2 separate regions of the Homo sapiens genome follow, and region 2 is linked to region 1. A link is a loop called in an ENCODE intact Hi-C map of the cell type or tissue named here. Cell type or tissue: PC-3. All regions are shown on one strand.

The links. Peaks named below come from ENCODE experiments on the same cell type or tissue, not always from the same donor. Only the 100,000 strongest peaks of a DNase experiment are listed, where the experiment ranks them.
Region 2: it touches region 1 in a loop (6-fold over the local background); 2 of 110 quality-filtered maps call a loop at or near these places.

What each region holds. Positions count from the first base shown.
Region 1 is chr12:117,584,362-117,592,361 of GRCh38, forward strand. The region is part of intron 5 of KSR2 (kinase suppressor of ras 2); the gene reads right to left. Among named protein-coding and RNA genes, the nearest start is that of NOS1, 230 kb to the left of the region's middle. In PC-3, CTCF peaks have their summits at 3,500 (motif pointing left), 3,704 and 6,789; a DNase peak (open chromatin) is centred at 3,510.
Region 2 is chr12:117,850,631-117,858,630 of GRCh38, forward strand. It overlaps KSR2 (kinase suppressor of ras 2), which reads right to left. Exons shown (of 20, transcript NM_173598.6): 3 at 4,798-4,948. Among named protein-coding and RNA genes, the nearest start is that of KSR2, 110 kb to the right of the region's middle. In PC-3, CTCF peaks have their summits at 3,971 (motif pointing left), 6,187 (motif pointing left), 7,235 (motif pointing left) and 7,441; DNase peaks (open chromatin) are centred at 3,151, 3,961, 6,741 and 7,261; H3K27ac peaks cover 3,698 bases.

The DNA of each region.
Region 1 (8,000 bases):
CTCCTTAAGGTGCTTTCTCCAGTGCGAGGGGTGGGTGGGAATGGGAGGATGGCGCTGGAGAGGAAGGGTTAGCGTCCTCACAAGGAAATCTACAAAACTAGGAGTGCTAAATGGGTTTCATTTCAGGGGCCACTAGTAGTGGCTGCCCAAAGAAGTGTGTTAAAATGGATTCTGAGGCTCAACAGGAAAGGGCACTGAAACTGATTAGCAATGTCTGCCACGGGTGAAGAATAAGATTGTACCAACAGGTCCACATACATTTTCCACCTCTGCAAGAGCAGGAACCACATCTCATCTTTCCATCACCACCTCAAAGCATCGTGCCTGAAGCAAAGTACTTAATACATGTTTGCTGAATCCAAGATTATTATAATAGAAACATCAAGTTTATTGATTACTCAGTAGGTGCTAGGGATTATGCTATGCATTTTATACCTGGAAGCTATCCCTCTGTGTGGTCAGGCTATCATTATTCCCGTTGTGCAAAGGAAAACAAAAGGAGCTCAGAGAAGTGCAGTGACTTGCTAAAGGCCACACAGCCAGGCACCTGCAGATTCTCAATGAATAACTCTGCAATTGTTTGAAAGTCTTCCAGGAGCCCCCGCACCCCCGTTCTCAACCAGAGGAGTGCTCTTCCCCCTAGGGGATATCTGGCAATGTCTGGGGACATTTTTGGTTGTCACACTGTGTGTGTCTGTGTGTGTGTGTGCGTGTGTGTGTGTTACCAGCATCTGGTGGGGAGAGAGCAGGGATACTGTTTAACATCTTATAATGCACAGGGCAGACTCCCATAATAAAGAATTAAACATCCCAAAATGTCAATAGCATCAAGGTAGAGAATTCCTGATCTAGATGCTTCTCTGCTTGTCTAGCCAACTCCCTCCCTTATTATCACCACCTCTCCATCAAAAATCCCCCAGATGGTGCTTCTGAGGCTCAACTCAGCAGAGAACAAATCCTCTTTTATTATAAGCACATCTCACTATTAGGTTCATAGCCTAGTTATTCAGTTATTCTCAATTACAGCTCCCTTCAAAAAATAGATGTAATTAAGTTTAGTAGTTTGGTCTCATTTCCCAATATCTGGTTGAAGGGGTGAATTCTGTCAATTGCATTAAGTGGCTGCAGCATCATTAGTCTCAAGCAATAATAACCTCCACACAGCTTCCTACGTGGGCAAGAAGATTTGAACTTTGAGATCCTCTCTTTGCTTTCTTCGTTTGGATTTTATTAAACTTGCCAATGCAAGCCTTAAAGCAATGGAAAACTGTTGAAAGGGAAGGGGAAAAAATATATGAAAATCCAGGCCTTATCATAACAGAGAAGGCAAACGACATTTACAGCAATTAAACCGATACAGAAACTTCTGCTTAACAATCAAAGCACCTATTAAGATGTCTCCATAGCTGAACAAAAGCTTCTTTTCTACTCTAATTTTCTGATAACAAGTCATGCAGACACAGAGGCAGAATTTTGTGCATCCCTGGTGCCTATGGTCTCAGGAGTAGAATAATAGACATTTCTCCGTAGATATTTTCATTTCTAGTGCATAGAAAGAGAAAGAGGTGGAAGGAGGGAGGATTCTTCTCCCCTTGCACAGGTCTTGCTGTTGATGTCTTCTGAGAAATGCATCTGCCCAGAAGGGGCTTTGCACAGAAGAGGGAAAAGCCAGGAACCCTGGTCTTTGGAATCACCTTAGCAGTCAGAGGGACAAACAGAAGGCCCAACAGCAGGAACCAACATTAACAAAGCATCCACACCACACACAGCTTCTTGATGAAAAATCAGGCTCTGACCTGGTGAATTTGAAAGCTCCCTGACGGATGAGCTAGGCATGGGAAAAATACGTGAGGATATACACAGAGACACAGGTAAAAATGGGTGACGATAAAGGAAAGGAAGAGGAGGAGAAGAAAGAAGAAAATAAGAAATAAGAAAAATAGGGCCGGGTGCGGTGACTCACACCTGTAATCACAATACTTTGGGAGGCCAAGGCAGGTGGATCACCTGAGGTCAGGAGTTCGAGACCAGCTTGGCCAACATGGTGAAACCCTGTCTCTACTAAAAATACAAAAAATTATTTTTGTATATGGCGGGCACCGGTAATCCCAGCTACTCGGGATGCTGAGGCAGGAGAATCACTTGAACCTGGGAGGCAGAGGTTGCAGTGAGCCAAGGTCGCGCCATTGCACTCCAGCCTGGGCAACAAGAGCCAAACTCCGAAAAAAAAAAAAAGAAGAAGAAAGAAAGAAAAGAAAAAAGAAAGAAAAAGAAAGAAAGAAAGAAAGAAAGAAAGAAAAATATAGTAAATCTGCTGTCTGCTGTGTTACCGTGTGCCAAGCACTACTGTCAAACAGACAGACCCTTGACATATATTATCCCATTAATACAAACACTACAGAGTATACACACACATAGCGTATCAGCCATGATCATTAGTGCCATTTCAACAAGGAAATTAAAAAGTTATCCCGACTGCCCAAGGTAAATGCAAGTAAATGCCAGAACAGGGATTTTTAATTGAGCTGTGGCTCAATTAATGGAAGTGAATTTCATCTCCCTTTCACAGATGGGAATATTGAGGCTTAGAAGCAATATGCAATTGTCTAGAGCTGATAAGTGACTGAGTTGGGATTTAAACTGCAGACAGAAACAAACTGGATGCTTTTAGTCCAGAGTTCCCTCCAACACCCTGCTCAACCCATCCTATACTGCCAAGGCCTCCTACCTACCTCTGTCTGGGAAGGACCAAGGAGGCCTGGGAAGTGATGTAATAGCATAATGCTCCTCTCCCACCCAAAAGATGCCCACGTCCTGATCCCTGGAACCTGGGAGTATGTTATCTTATCTGGCAAAAAGAGATGCTGAAGACGTGATCAAGTTAAGGATCTTGAGATGGAGAAGTTACCCTGGATTACGCGGGTGGAACTAATGTCACCATAGGGCCCTTATAAGATGGAGGGAGGAGGGTGAGAGTCAGAGGTCAGAGAAGTGGACATGACAATGAAAGCCGAGGTCAGAGGGATGCAACTGCTGGTTTTGAAGGAGGAGGGGGGACAGCAGCCAAGGCACATAACTAGAAAAGGCGAGAATGGATTCTCCCCTAGAGCTTCCAGAAGGAACCAGCTCTGCCGACACCCTGATCTTAATCCCATTGGCATCCATTTCGGACTTCTGACCTCCAGAACTGTAAGATAATAAATCTGTGTTGTTTTCAGCCGCTGAGTTGGTGGCCGTTTGTCACAGCAGCCATGGGAAACTGACACAGCACCTATCTTGTTCCAGGCATGGTTTCAAGGGGATACGGTGAACGAGATAACCATGTTTCCCGAGTTTAGAGTCTACAGGGGGAAATCAGAAAGTAAATGAGCCAAGAAATAAGAGTCCATGAGGAAAATGAAACCGTACCAACGTTGGGGTTGTTTTAAGGCAATGGGAGCCCCGATGTGCGTTAGAATGGAAGCAGCAGGACGCTGTGCTGGGCAGTATGCATTTAAGAGCTCCCTCTGGCGGTCGAGGGGAAAATAGCCTGCCAGGCTGTAACTGGAAAAAACAGGGAGGGCCTCCCCGCCTCCCTATCCCTGCATCAATGCTCCATCACCCCAACCCCTACCCAGGTCCAATGCTACAGCTCTAACCCTGACAAGACCATTCCTTCCCAAGGTCATTCTCCCAGCACAGGCCTTTCCCACCGGAGCTATCATGATCCCACCCACAGCCCCTCATAAAAAATCCACATCCCATCACTCCTCCATGTCCCTGGGAAAAGCAAAGGGGGTGTACTCATTGGCCCCACAGCCTGTATTATTTTTCAGAAGCCAACAGAGTATTTTTACTTCCTTGGCCATAAAGAAGGGTTTTGTCCCAAACCTACCAACTTGTAGCACTGGAATATCTGCTGTGGCATAGACTGATCTTAGAGGACAGTTCCTGAAGAAATTTTCATGGGATTTGCATTCCCAAACCCAAGCAGGGGAGGATAAAAAGGTAGCCATGGGAAGAAGGCAAAGCCAGTTTTAAAAAATTATTCTTTGCGATTTATCTGCTATGGGGACAAACGATACTAGGCTGGGAGCTTTTGGGGTTTGGGCCTGGGTCTCATCTGTCACTGTATCCCCAAGTGTTGAGCTCAGGATCTGCTCTAAGAATATTAAATGTGTGTTTAATGGACAAATGAATGAATGAACAAATGAATGGACCGATAGTCAAGTCCTGGCTGAACCTGGTGTTTTTCCGATTAATGAGAAACTTACATGGCCCTGAGAGATCGTAGAGATAACTTTATCAGACTCAGAGCAAATCTGAACTTATTTATCCTCAAAATACTCTGTGTGGTAGGGAAGAAAGTACACATTATAACTGTTTCACAGATGGCAAATTGAGGTAGATGTGGGATGTGACCTGCTGTGTGTCTTTGGGCAAGTGACAACCCCATGAGCTTCAGTGTTCTCAGGCAAAAACTGTGAGTAAATATCAGTGCCCACTGTACCTCATTGTGTTGTTTGAAGACTAAGTGGGATAATGCACACAGAGTATTCTGAGCATGAGAGCAATGCTCAGACATATTTACCGTATGTATCTTGCAGCTATGTCTTCATTTAATCCACACAATCTTATGAGTTTGTATCCATAGTTTACAGATAAGGAAAGTAAGGATAACTAAATTGTTCAAAGTCATATAGCTAAAGTTCACCAAATATCATGAACTCTAGAGTTGAACCCAGTTTCCTATAAAATTAAAGCCTTCTATCCAGCTCCATACCATGTCCCCTTCTGAGATAAATGTAAAAATTATCTTAAAAGCCATGCCAGTCTAGAGTTGAAAAGGACCACAAGAAATAGTTTATTGCAGTCTTTGAATCGCTAAACCCTGTTGGATAAATAAGGAGCTACTCTACCCTAAATGTTTCCATGGAGATAAAGACCTCTGAGCACATAATATTATTAAAAATAATAGCTAACTTTTATTAAGCACCTATTACCCAGTGGGACCTAGATTATGTGATTTAGTTGTATTATTTCACTTAGTCTCCATAATTCCCTTTTAGGTGCTAAAGCTCAGGTTTGAACCCAAGAGCTCATCCTCAGAAATACCACAAAGGAACTGGAAGTTCCAAACTGCCCTTAAGCTTCCAGCCCAGGGACATGACAGACTGAGTGAGAACTCAGCAGAGGTGTTGCATTCAAATCAACTAGCAAATTCATTGGGCCTAAAGGTAACTGAAACTAATAAAACTTAGATCATTAAACTTTTCTTTGGAGTCACAGGCCAGTCACCAGCTAAAATCCCACTGATTTATCCAAGGCGCCAACCAATCCTAGACTAAAGCTGCTCATGATATCATTCACATAGCAGAGGATAACTCTATTTGCTTTAATATCCAACTCAAATATATCAGATCTGAAAGTATTTTAATTATGTGCAGTTTCTAAAGGTTACAGCTCCATGATGCTTCAGGGCCAAGTGCTTCTTCATGGAGTTGGACATAATTTTCTCCCTGAAACAATGATAACTCACCTCCCAAGATCCAAACATCATCATCTGGGGCCCTTGATGGCTATGGAGGCTTCCCTGGAATCCCTTGAAACTGGTGAGTGCATAGACCAGGGTGGGCTTTGGTTTCATGTCATCGGGGAAGAAATAAGGCAGAGGGGACTGACAGTGATAAGAGATGCTAGGGGTGAGCAAGGATTCTTGATGGAAGAGATCATATACAGGGATTTCAGAGAAGTTTCCTGGGGCTCCCATGACATTGAGACAAAACAATGGGCAATGGCTAAGCTATTGAGACTATGGCCTCAGTTCCTGTCCACTGCAGGAATGCAAGTATTAGGGTCAATGCAATTCATGCATGTGTGGAGTTTAAGTTAGAGACAAGACCTTGAGTGTGGACCTCCTCTGGAGACAGAGTAGCATACTTTATTTCTGAACAGGAAGGGCCTCAAGGGCAATCAACTTGCCCAGTGCAGTGTGGGAGAGAGAGCATGGGGCTTTGACGTGAGCACACCTGTGACAAACACCAGCTCTGCCACTTACGAGCTATGGGATCTTGGTACTCTTACTTTTCTGAGGCTCGGTTTCTCCTATAAAAAAAGTGGTCATTGTATCTCCCTCATAAGATTGGTAGGAGGATTAAGTGGGGTGATATAATTGGAACAGTGCTCTGCCAAGTGCCTGATGTAGTATTGTTATTATTGTTTTTGTCACTGTCATCATCACTCTGCCTCTTGAATTTAACACATCAGTTAGAACATGACAAAGCTCTGTACGGACTATGACTTAGTGCCAGAGTTGGCAAACTTGACCCTCAGGCCAAATTCAACTCATTGTCTAATTTTATAAAGTTTAATTGGCACACAGCCACACCCACTCATTGACACACTGTCTATGACAACAGGAGTAGTTGTAACAGAGACAGTATGGTCCACCAAACAAAAAATAATTATTACCTGGCCCTTTAAAGAAAAAGTGTGCCAAGTCCTGATTTAGAGCTATGAAACTCATTTTCTTGGCTAATCAGCAGAAAGATTTTTTCCATGGAGCCAGAAGACCAGGATTCAAGATCCCCTTCTGCCACTTACATGGTAGGAATCCTTACACAAATGGTCTGTAGTCTCCAAGCCAAAATACGTATAACCACTTTGTGTCACCCCACTGCCCACTTAATCCTAGCACCCTGTGAGGTGCATTGTTTTGATCCCCGTTTTGCAGAAGAGAAGAGCCAGAAAAGGAGGACATGCAAGCAGCCCAGTCAAGATGATAGCCCAAGACTGTGTTCTTTCAACCCCTCACTGTCTCTTCGTAGAATAGTCCATGAGGGGGCAATGTCTCTACATGCAACTTCTGAAATCTGGGTCAACTCATGGGGGCAGAGGAAAAGAAAAATTAACTCTTTCCTCTCACTGCTTCTGTCTGGATTAAAGAATTTGATTTTCTAGTTGTCACTCTATCAAAGCAGAGAGAAGACCTGGAGGAGTCTTCCTCCAGGGGAAGGAACATGCTGATCCCAGGCAGAAGAGGAAGAAATGCCCCTGCATCTGATAAAGCGGCACGACATAGCTGAGACCTGGGGGAGTCTTCTCTCTAAGTTACAATTGGAGGCAGTGGTGGTGGTGACGGATGAGATAGAGATAGGAGATGCCCTGCTAGGAGTGTCTCCAGGTAGCAGCTGATATTGGTAGGACCAGTGAGTGGTGAGGGCACTGCACCAATGGCAGCAAAGCAGATGAAGGGCTGGTATGTGGCGGCTAGAGGTAGGACATTGGAGAGGATGTGAGGGACAACATCACAGGAAAGTTGTCACCATCACTCTCCTCCATCACCCATTCCACCTGGTCCCACCCCTGCTTAAAAAAAAAAAAAATGATGCAGTGGCTCACGTCCGTAATCCCAGCACTTTGGGAGGCAGAGGTGAGCGGATCACTTGAGGTCAGGAGTTCAAGACCAGCCTCGCCAACATGGCAAAACTCCATCTCTACTAAAAAAAGAATACAAAAGTTAGGAGGGTGTGGTGGCTCATGCCTGTAATCCCAGCTACTTGGGAGGCTGAGGCATGAGAATCGCTGGAACTCAGGAGGTGGAGGTTGCAGTGAGCTGAGATTGTGCCACTGGACTCCAGCCTGGGCAACAGAGTGAGATTCTGTCTCGAAAAAAAAAAGGTTATACTAAACTAGAAAAACCTTCAGGATCTAGTGAAGATATATTAATGTATTTATTCTAATATTCACATACTCACCCTCAAAATCGCTTTCCCCCCAACTTTTTTTTTTTTTTTAGATGGAGTCTCACTCACCCAGGCTGGAGCGCAATGGAGCAATCTCCACTCACTGCAACCTCCGCCTCCCAGGTTCTAGTGATTCTTCTGCCTCAGCCTCCTTAGTAGCTGGGATTACAGGTACCCACAACCACGACTGGCTAATTTTTGTATTTTTAGTAGAGATGGGGTTTCACCATGTTGGCCAGGCTGGTCTCTAACTGCCGACCTCAGGTGATCCTCCCA
Region 2 (8,000 bases), 270 kb after region 1:
AACTCTATCTCTACAAAAAATACAGAAAAGTTTGCCAGGCATGGTGGCACACGCCTGTAGTCCTAGCTACCCAGGAGGCTGAGTGGGGGGATCGCTTGACCCCAGGAGGTAGAGGCTGCAGTGAGCCAAGATTGCGCCACTACACTCCAGGCTGGGCAACAAAGCAAGACCCCATCTCAAAAAAAAAAAAAATACACATGTATTGAACCATTACTATGTGCTAGATATTGATCTTCCTGGGAATTGAATAGTGAGCAGAAACAAGTATGATCCCTGCCCTTTTGCAGCTTACAGTCTAGTGGAAAAGAGAGGCATTCATTTAAAAACAAATTGCTCCCCAAAACAGGTAAGCATTAAAATGTTTTTAAGTGGCACCATCACCTGCAGGAACAGCATACGTGAAGTACAGTGTTAAGGATCAGAACTGGGTACACAATTCTTTACTAAGAAGTCTGAGTTGAGCTGACTTCAGTGCTAAGTGCTGTAGGAATGGGTTAAAATGGAGCACTTGGTCATTGCTTTCAAGGTCCCAGTGGCCCTAAGGCTGGCATCTGAGGCAGGACATAGAAGACTGAGTCTTAGCAGCCTGGGAAGAGTCCAGAGGGAGGCCTATGTGGAGGTAGGGGATCAGTGTAGGTTCAAACCATAGTGAGGTGTGTAATGAAAAGTGCTGCTTGACCAAGCATGGGGACACATGCCTGTGATCCCAGCACTTTAGGAGGCCGAGGCAGGAGGACTGCTTGAACCCAGGATTTCGAGACCAAACTGGGCAATGACAAGGCGAAACCTAGTCTCCACGAAAATTAGACAGGTGTGGTGGTATGCACCTGTAGTCCCAGCTACTGGGGAGGCTGAGGTGGGACAGTTGCTTGAGCCCAGAAGGTCGAGGCTGCAGTGAGCTGTGATCACATCACACCACTGTACTCCAACCTGGGTGACAAAGCAAGACCCTGTCTCAAAAAACAAAAAATAGAGGCAGGCCAGGCACGGTGGCTCATACCTGTAATCCCAGCACTTTGGGAGGTCGAGCCGGATGGATCACCTGAGGTCAGGAGTTTGAGACCAGCCTAGCCAACATAGGGAAACCCCGCCTCTACTAAAAATACAAAAATTAGAGCAGCATGGTGGCGCATGCCTGTTGTCCCAGCTACTCAGGAGGCTGAGGCAAGGGAATCACTTGAATCCAGGAAGTGGAGTTTGCAGTGAGCCGAGATCATGCCACTGCACTGCAGCCTGGGCGACAGAGAGACTCCATCTTAAAAAAAAAAAAAAGAAAGTGGCTATTACTAGCATCTACTAAATGATATAGAATAGAACAGGAATGAATTTACAACATCTTCATCATGCATAAGAAGGAGGAGTATTGTTTCATGAAACATGCTATAATTGTGTATGTGTATGTGTAGCTGTGTGTGTGCATGTATGTGTACCTATGTGTGTGGGGGGGGTCACAATATAAATTGTACTGTCCATCTGGATCAAAAAAATTTTTAAAAAGATCAGAGGACAGGGCCAGGTGTGATGGCTCACACTTGTAATCCTAGCACTCTGGGAGGCCAAGGCAGGCGGATTGCCTGAGCTCAGGAGGTCAAGACCAGCCTGGGCAACACGGTGAAACCTCGTCTCTACTAAAATACAAAAAAAAAAACTAGCTGGGCGTGGTGGCATGCACCTGTAGTCCCAGTTACTCGGGAGGCTAAGGCAGGAGAACTGTTTGAACCCAGGAGGTGGAGGTTACAATGAGCCGAGGTCGCACCACTGCACTCCAGCCTGGGTGACAAGAGTAAGACTCTGTCTCAAAATAAATAAATAAATAAATAAAAATCGGAGCACCAGAACTTTCATGGTCTCGCACAGCCTAGAATGTCACAAAAAAATGACTATTCTTCCCCATGGTCTCGCACAGCCTAGAATGTCACAAAAAAATAACTATTCTTTCCCATAAGGCTGACATAAATGCCTCTCTCATGGAAACTGGAATCTCACTCTACTTTTAAGGATGCTGCCAAACTCAGTAGTGCCTCCCGGATGAGACAACATGAATTCTGAAAAGCAATTAAAAACCTAACCTCAAACGCTCACTGTCAGGCATTGTGCCGGCATAAATTGGTACAAACTTTCTGGAAAGATATATGACAATGTTCACCATAATTTTTAAAATATGGGTTTTTTGTTGTTGTTTTTTGTTTTTGAAATGGAGTCTCGCTGTCACCCAGGCTGCAGTGCAGTGGCACAATCTCAGCTCACTGCAACCTCCACCTCCCAGGTTCAAGAGATTCTCCTGCCTCAGCCTCCCAAATAGCTGGGATTACAGGCATGCGCCACCAAGCCCAGCTAAATTTTTGTATTTTTAGTAGAGATGGGGTTTCACTATGTTGGTCAGGCTGGTCTCAAACTCCTGACCTCAGGTGATCCACCGGCCTCGGCCTCCTAAAGTGCTGGGATTATAGGTGTGAGCCACCACGTCCGGCCAAAATATGCAAATGTTCCACTGCAAGACCCCTCTCCTATGAATTCACTGTAAAGAAATAGCCACGGGGGTCCCCAAAGATAACACTCAGGGGTATTCACAGCAGCGTTGCTTATGATAGGAAAAATATGGATATTTCCAAAAATAGGAGATTGGTTGAATAAATTGTTAGTATTCAGGTATTAAAAATAAGAAGTGAATGCATTTATTGACAAAGGAAGATGTTTATGACAACACTGTAATTTGGTGCAATTTTTTTTAAGACAGGACCTCACTCTGTGGGCCAGGCTGGAGTTCAGTGGTACTATCTCAGCTTGCTGCAGACTTGACCTCCAGGACTCAAGCAATCCTCCCACTTCAGCCTCCCAAGTAGCTAGGACTACAGGCGCATGCCACCACACCCAGCTAATTTTCTTTTTTTGGTAGAGGTAGAGTCTCTTTATGTTGCCCAGGCTGGTCTCAAACTCCTGGGTTCAAGCAATTCTCCCACCTTGGCCTCCCAAAGTGCTGGGATTACAGGTGTGAGCCACCATGCCTAGCCTGCAATTTTTTTTTAAAGAGAGAAAACTGCCATCTGCTTCTCACTGTGGGTAAAGAGAGAAAGTCACCTTTGGAGCAGATTTTGTATGTACTGAGTGACTGAGAGGCCCCTCCCTGTCAGCCACACTCATGTTGGGTGAGTCAACACCATTGTGCTAGAGGTAAAGAGTAACATGACCTTTACAGCTCGTCAGCCAGGAGTGATTTTGCCTCCCTGGGAACATTTTGAAATATCTGGGGATATTTCCATGTGTCATGACTTTGAGTTGGGGGATGTTACTGGTATCTCATGGGCAGAGGTCAAGGATGCTTCTAACCAAACATCCTTCAACACATAAGACAGCCCCCAGTGCATGGTCTGCCCCCCATTTTATTTTTGAGACAGGATCTTGCTCTGTCACCCAGGCTGGAGTGCAGCAGTGTGATCATAGCTCACTGCAGCCTCAATCAATGTCCTGGGCTCAAGTGATCCACCAGCCTCAGCCTCCCGAGTAGCTGGGACTACAGGCGTGTGCCACCACACATGGCACATTTTTTTGTATTTTTTGTAGAGACGGGGTTTCGCCATGTTGCCCAGGCTGGTCTGGAATTCCTGAGCACAAGAGATCCTCCTGCCTTGGCCTCCCAAAGTGCTGGGATTACAGGCGTGAGCCAGTGTGCCCGGCCGCATGGTCCCTTTTGATGCTGACTGTACCTGAATCAGGATCTGCCAGCAAGAAAAAATACAAAAGGGCACGCATGGAGGACTGGGCCGATGACCTGTTTCAAGTATGTTCTGTTTTGTTCACCGCTGCCTTCTCAGCCCTGCTGGCACCCCATAGCCACTCAGATTAGAAGACTTCTCCAGGCCTAGAACAATATTCAACAAATGCTTGTTGAATAGAGCAGGTTGAATCAAGCAAGGGCATCTGTGAGCCTCCACCTGACTCTGCCAGACTGATGCTCAACAGTGACACCTTGTGGTGGGAACTGCAACAACCGTGCTGATGGCCACTAACACTTCTCCGTGGCTGGCATGTGCAGAGCGGATCCCTTGGGACAGAAAGGCCCCAGAATTTGCAGAAAAATCATGAGGCTAAAGAGAAGCAGGAAGCCTCAGGAAGATGATATCTGATGTTCTGCTAATAAAGACAAACAGGTATCTGAGCAATTAATGGAAAAGATCCAGGAGGGATGACAATATATTTGGCCCCCAAACTGATAGAACAAGTCACAGAGGTTATTTTATTAGGTGAAAAAAAAAAAAATTTAAGCAATATGTGTGGATAATTCTATTTTTTAAAGTATACATATATCCATTTGTCAGGAAAAATTATACCAAAATGACAAGAGCAGTTACCTAGAGGGTGGAGCTTAGGGTGATTTTTTTAAAATCTATTTTCTGGTTTATGTTACAATTAATGCAAATTACTTCTGTTAAAAAAAAAATTAGAAGCTAGACATTGACCCAAAATGCAAAGCCACGTCAGAATGTCTAAAGTAAAAAGACCCTGGTCTCCTATTCACACTCAATATTTTCATATCTGGACCCTAATTATCCAGAACCAGATACCCTAAACCTCAGCGGGTCTTCCTGGGGCAAGAGTTCAAATCCAAGAGCTGCCCTTGCTGGTGTCTTCCGGCCTCCAAATCCCAGGTCCACGCTGCCTCTTCCTGCGTTTCGGATTTGCCCCCCAGGGTTGACTCTGTCTCGTCCTGGCCTGCAGTGGCGGGCACGGGATGCCGAGGGACCGCGGCAGCTGTGCTGGGGACAAGTCTCCACATCCCCGACCCCGGGGCCTGCTCACCTGACATGTGGACATTCCTGAGGCAGGAGAGGGAGGCGTTGAGGCGGGCACACTCCTCCCGGTTGGCTCCGTATTTCTCCACAGTCTCGCACACCTGTTCATCCGTCATCTCCAAGAGGTCCTCCAGGCTCAGCTGGCCGGGGGAGATTTCCTAGAGGAGGGGAGAAGGATTGTCAACCGTGGGGCAGGAACAGCATCTCTGCCTCCACGCTGCCCTGTAGTGGTGCCTAGAGGAGAACACTCCGCAGTGTAAACGCTTTGCATGACAGTGGGGTCTCCGAATCTCGGGTTTGCCACTCATTATCTAGATAACCTCTGACCAGTCGCTCAACCTCTCTGGGCCTCACTTTGCTCATCTGTAAAGTGGGACTCCTAAGTGTCCATACTTGGCAAGGTAGCGCAGGTGCTTAGTGCTATTATAATTACTACCCTGTCTGGCGTCAACACTGTGCCTGTCTCTCGAATGTTTATAAGGCAGGGCCCCATTTTTTCATGTTTGCTTGGCTCTCAGTGCCTCCCACTCTGCAGGGACTCATCTAAAATCCCAGCACAAACTCAGAGCAAGCACAGGACAAGGCAGGTGTGCTGGTGGCTGGGTCCCACTCTCTCTCTGCTTCCTCTCTTCTCTGGCTGCAGGGTCTAGGGCTCACACTGGTCTTCAGAAACCCTAATGGAAAAGGGGCTGAAAGTCCATGCCCCGTGCTGGAAATGAAACTAGGTTTGTTTTTGAGCCCCATGGGGCATGGCTTTGCATCCTAAGGCAAAGCAGAAACACTGGAGTATAGCGTGGAGTGGGGGAAAGGGACCTAGAAAAGGTAGGATTCCCAACTTAACGTGTTGGGCAGGTGAACTTTCACCGCCACCCCATGTTCCCAAAACAGTGTCTCCCTAGACCATCATATGGACACACCTCAAAATTTGTCAAGCTTCTATATTTATGCATCAGTATCTGTATGTATATATGAGTCTTCTTTTATAGCACTTACTACTCAACATTTTAACATATATTGTTATTACTTAAGGGTTTTTTGCCTTTTTTTGTTTTTTGTTTATTTGTTTGTTTGTTTTGAGACAGTCTCGCTCTTGTTTCCCAGGCTGGAGTGCAATGGCGCGATCTCGGCTCACTGCAACATCCACCTCCCGGGTTCAAGCGATTCTCCTGCCTCAGCCTCCTAAGTAGCTAGGATTACAGCCACTCACCACCACGCCTGGCTAATTTTTGTATTTTTAGTAGAGACAGGGTTTCACCATGTTGGCCAGGCTGGTCTCAAACTCCTGACCTCAGGTGATCTGCCCACCTCAGCCTCCGAAAGTAAATAAGGGTGAAATAGCCTACGGATGGTGTTTCTAGGGCAGTATTGCGGAATACATCTACCCTCTTGTGGTCATGTTTGTGTATTACAACAAGATACAGCTCCCACATTAAACTGATAGCCAGAAAGAAGAAAACTGTCTCAGTACAAAAAATTATCTTCAAAAATATGAGCTATGGTGCCTTTTCAACTCACCCAGGCAGGCAGGGGGCAGAGAGAGAAGAATAGTGGAGTCACTTAGAGGCTTTCTCAAATAGGGACACATTGCTGGTGAGCCCCTTTAAGAAAGGTGATGACCACGGATCTGTTTATTTCTGGTTGTTGTTTTTCTTAAATAGAGACAGGGTCTCCCTCTGTCACCAGGCTGGGGTGCAGTGAGGCCATCATATCTCACTGCAGCCTCAAACTCCTGGGTTCAAGCGACCCTCCCACCTCAGTCTCCTGAGTAGCTGGGACTACAGGCATGCACCAACATGCCTGGCTAATTTTTAAATTTTTTTGTAGAGATAGGATCTCACTATGTTGCCCAGGCTGGTCTCGAATTCCTGGCCTCAAGTGATCCTCCCACCTCGGTTTCCAAAAGTGCTGAGATTACGGACTTGAGCCACTGCACCCAGTCCAGGATCTGAAGGTACAGAATGACTCATGTTTGAAGGGGGTGATTCATAACATAAAAGGATTCTCCTCTTTGCTTCAGGATTCACTTGTGCATTTTAATCTTATGATTTATATATGTATATATTTCAATTTACTCTAAAGCTTAAGTTCAGAAAAAAATCATAAAAGTAACATTTTTATAACATCAAAAATGGAGAAACCCTTAACAAACCTGGGCCAAAAGGGCAGACACACCTCTGTTTGATAAAATAATAGTAATAATAATAGCTGAAATGGATGGAACACTGTTTTAAGGTTTTTGATAGATTTCCTTTTATTATCACAAAAACTACTGAAAGTAGGCACTTTTATCATCACCACTTACAGACTAGGACAGTAAAATTCAGAGAGGTTAGACCACTTGCCTAAGGTCACACAGCAAGTCATTGGTGGAGCCAGGATTCAAACCCAGCTGTTTTACTGTGGAGCTTTCTCCATACTTCAGTCACTTCACAGAAAGGGGACCTCTGGTGGACACATACCTGAACTGCAGACAAAGAGCAGAAACCCCACGTCTTCTCCCGCCCACTCCCTGGGTCCCTGGACTCAAGATGCTCAGTGACTAAGGCAAGAGCCAAAACTCAGGTACCTGCAGGTCAGGTAAATGTAAATGAGCAAATCGCTGCCAGACAGGAGCTCAGTTCAGCATGGTCAACATTTCTGATTTTGTAAGTGAAGCCAGAGATCTCTGGGTTTTTTAGACAGACTCTTTCGGTTTTTAAGTATTGGCTCAAAATAAATGTCCTGACATCATATTAACCAAACAACAACAACATGTCTGCATATCAGAACCAGCTTGAGGGCCACCAGTTTTCAACCCCTGGTCTAGAATCGAATCGTTTCTACCTTATTTGCCCCCACAAGTGGCACTTGATATATAAATGACTCTGAAGCCTCCAAAAGAAATGCCCTGAGCCATGCAAATACAACACTGTCTGTCCTTATACAGGACCATTCATTCTAAGGATATTTGCAAGAAACTCATCTGGCCATACTGGGAATGAAATAAGGAAATACGAGATTGCGCGTGGTCTGATGTGCATATGCAAGATGGGGTGGGGTGGGGGCCTGGAGGAATGGAGCGGGGTGATGCTGCCTCTAACTTGGGATTCTTAGATCTGGTGGGGCTGGGTGAGATTCTTGTCCCTGCGGACAAGGTCTAAAAAAGACAGGAAGCCTCTTCAAGTAGGAAGCAGGGAGCGCCTCGAGAGAGGACTCTTGGTTTCACTGGCA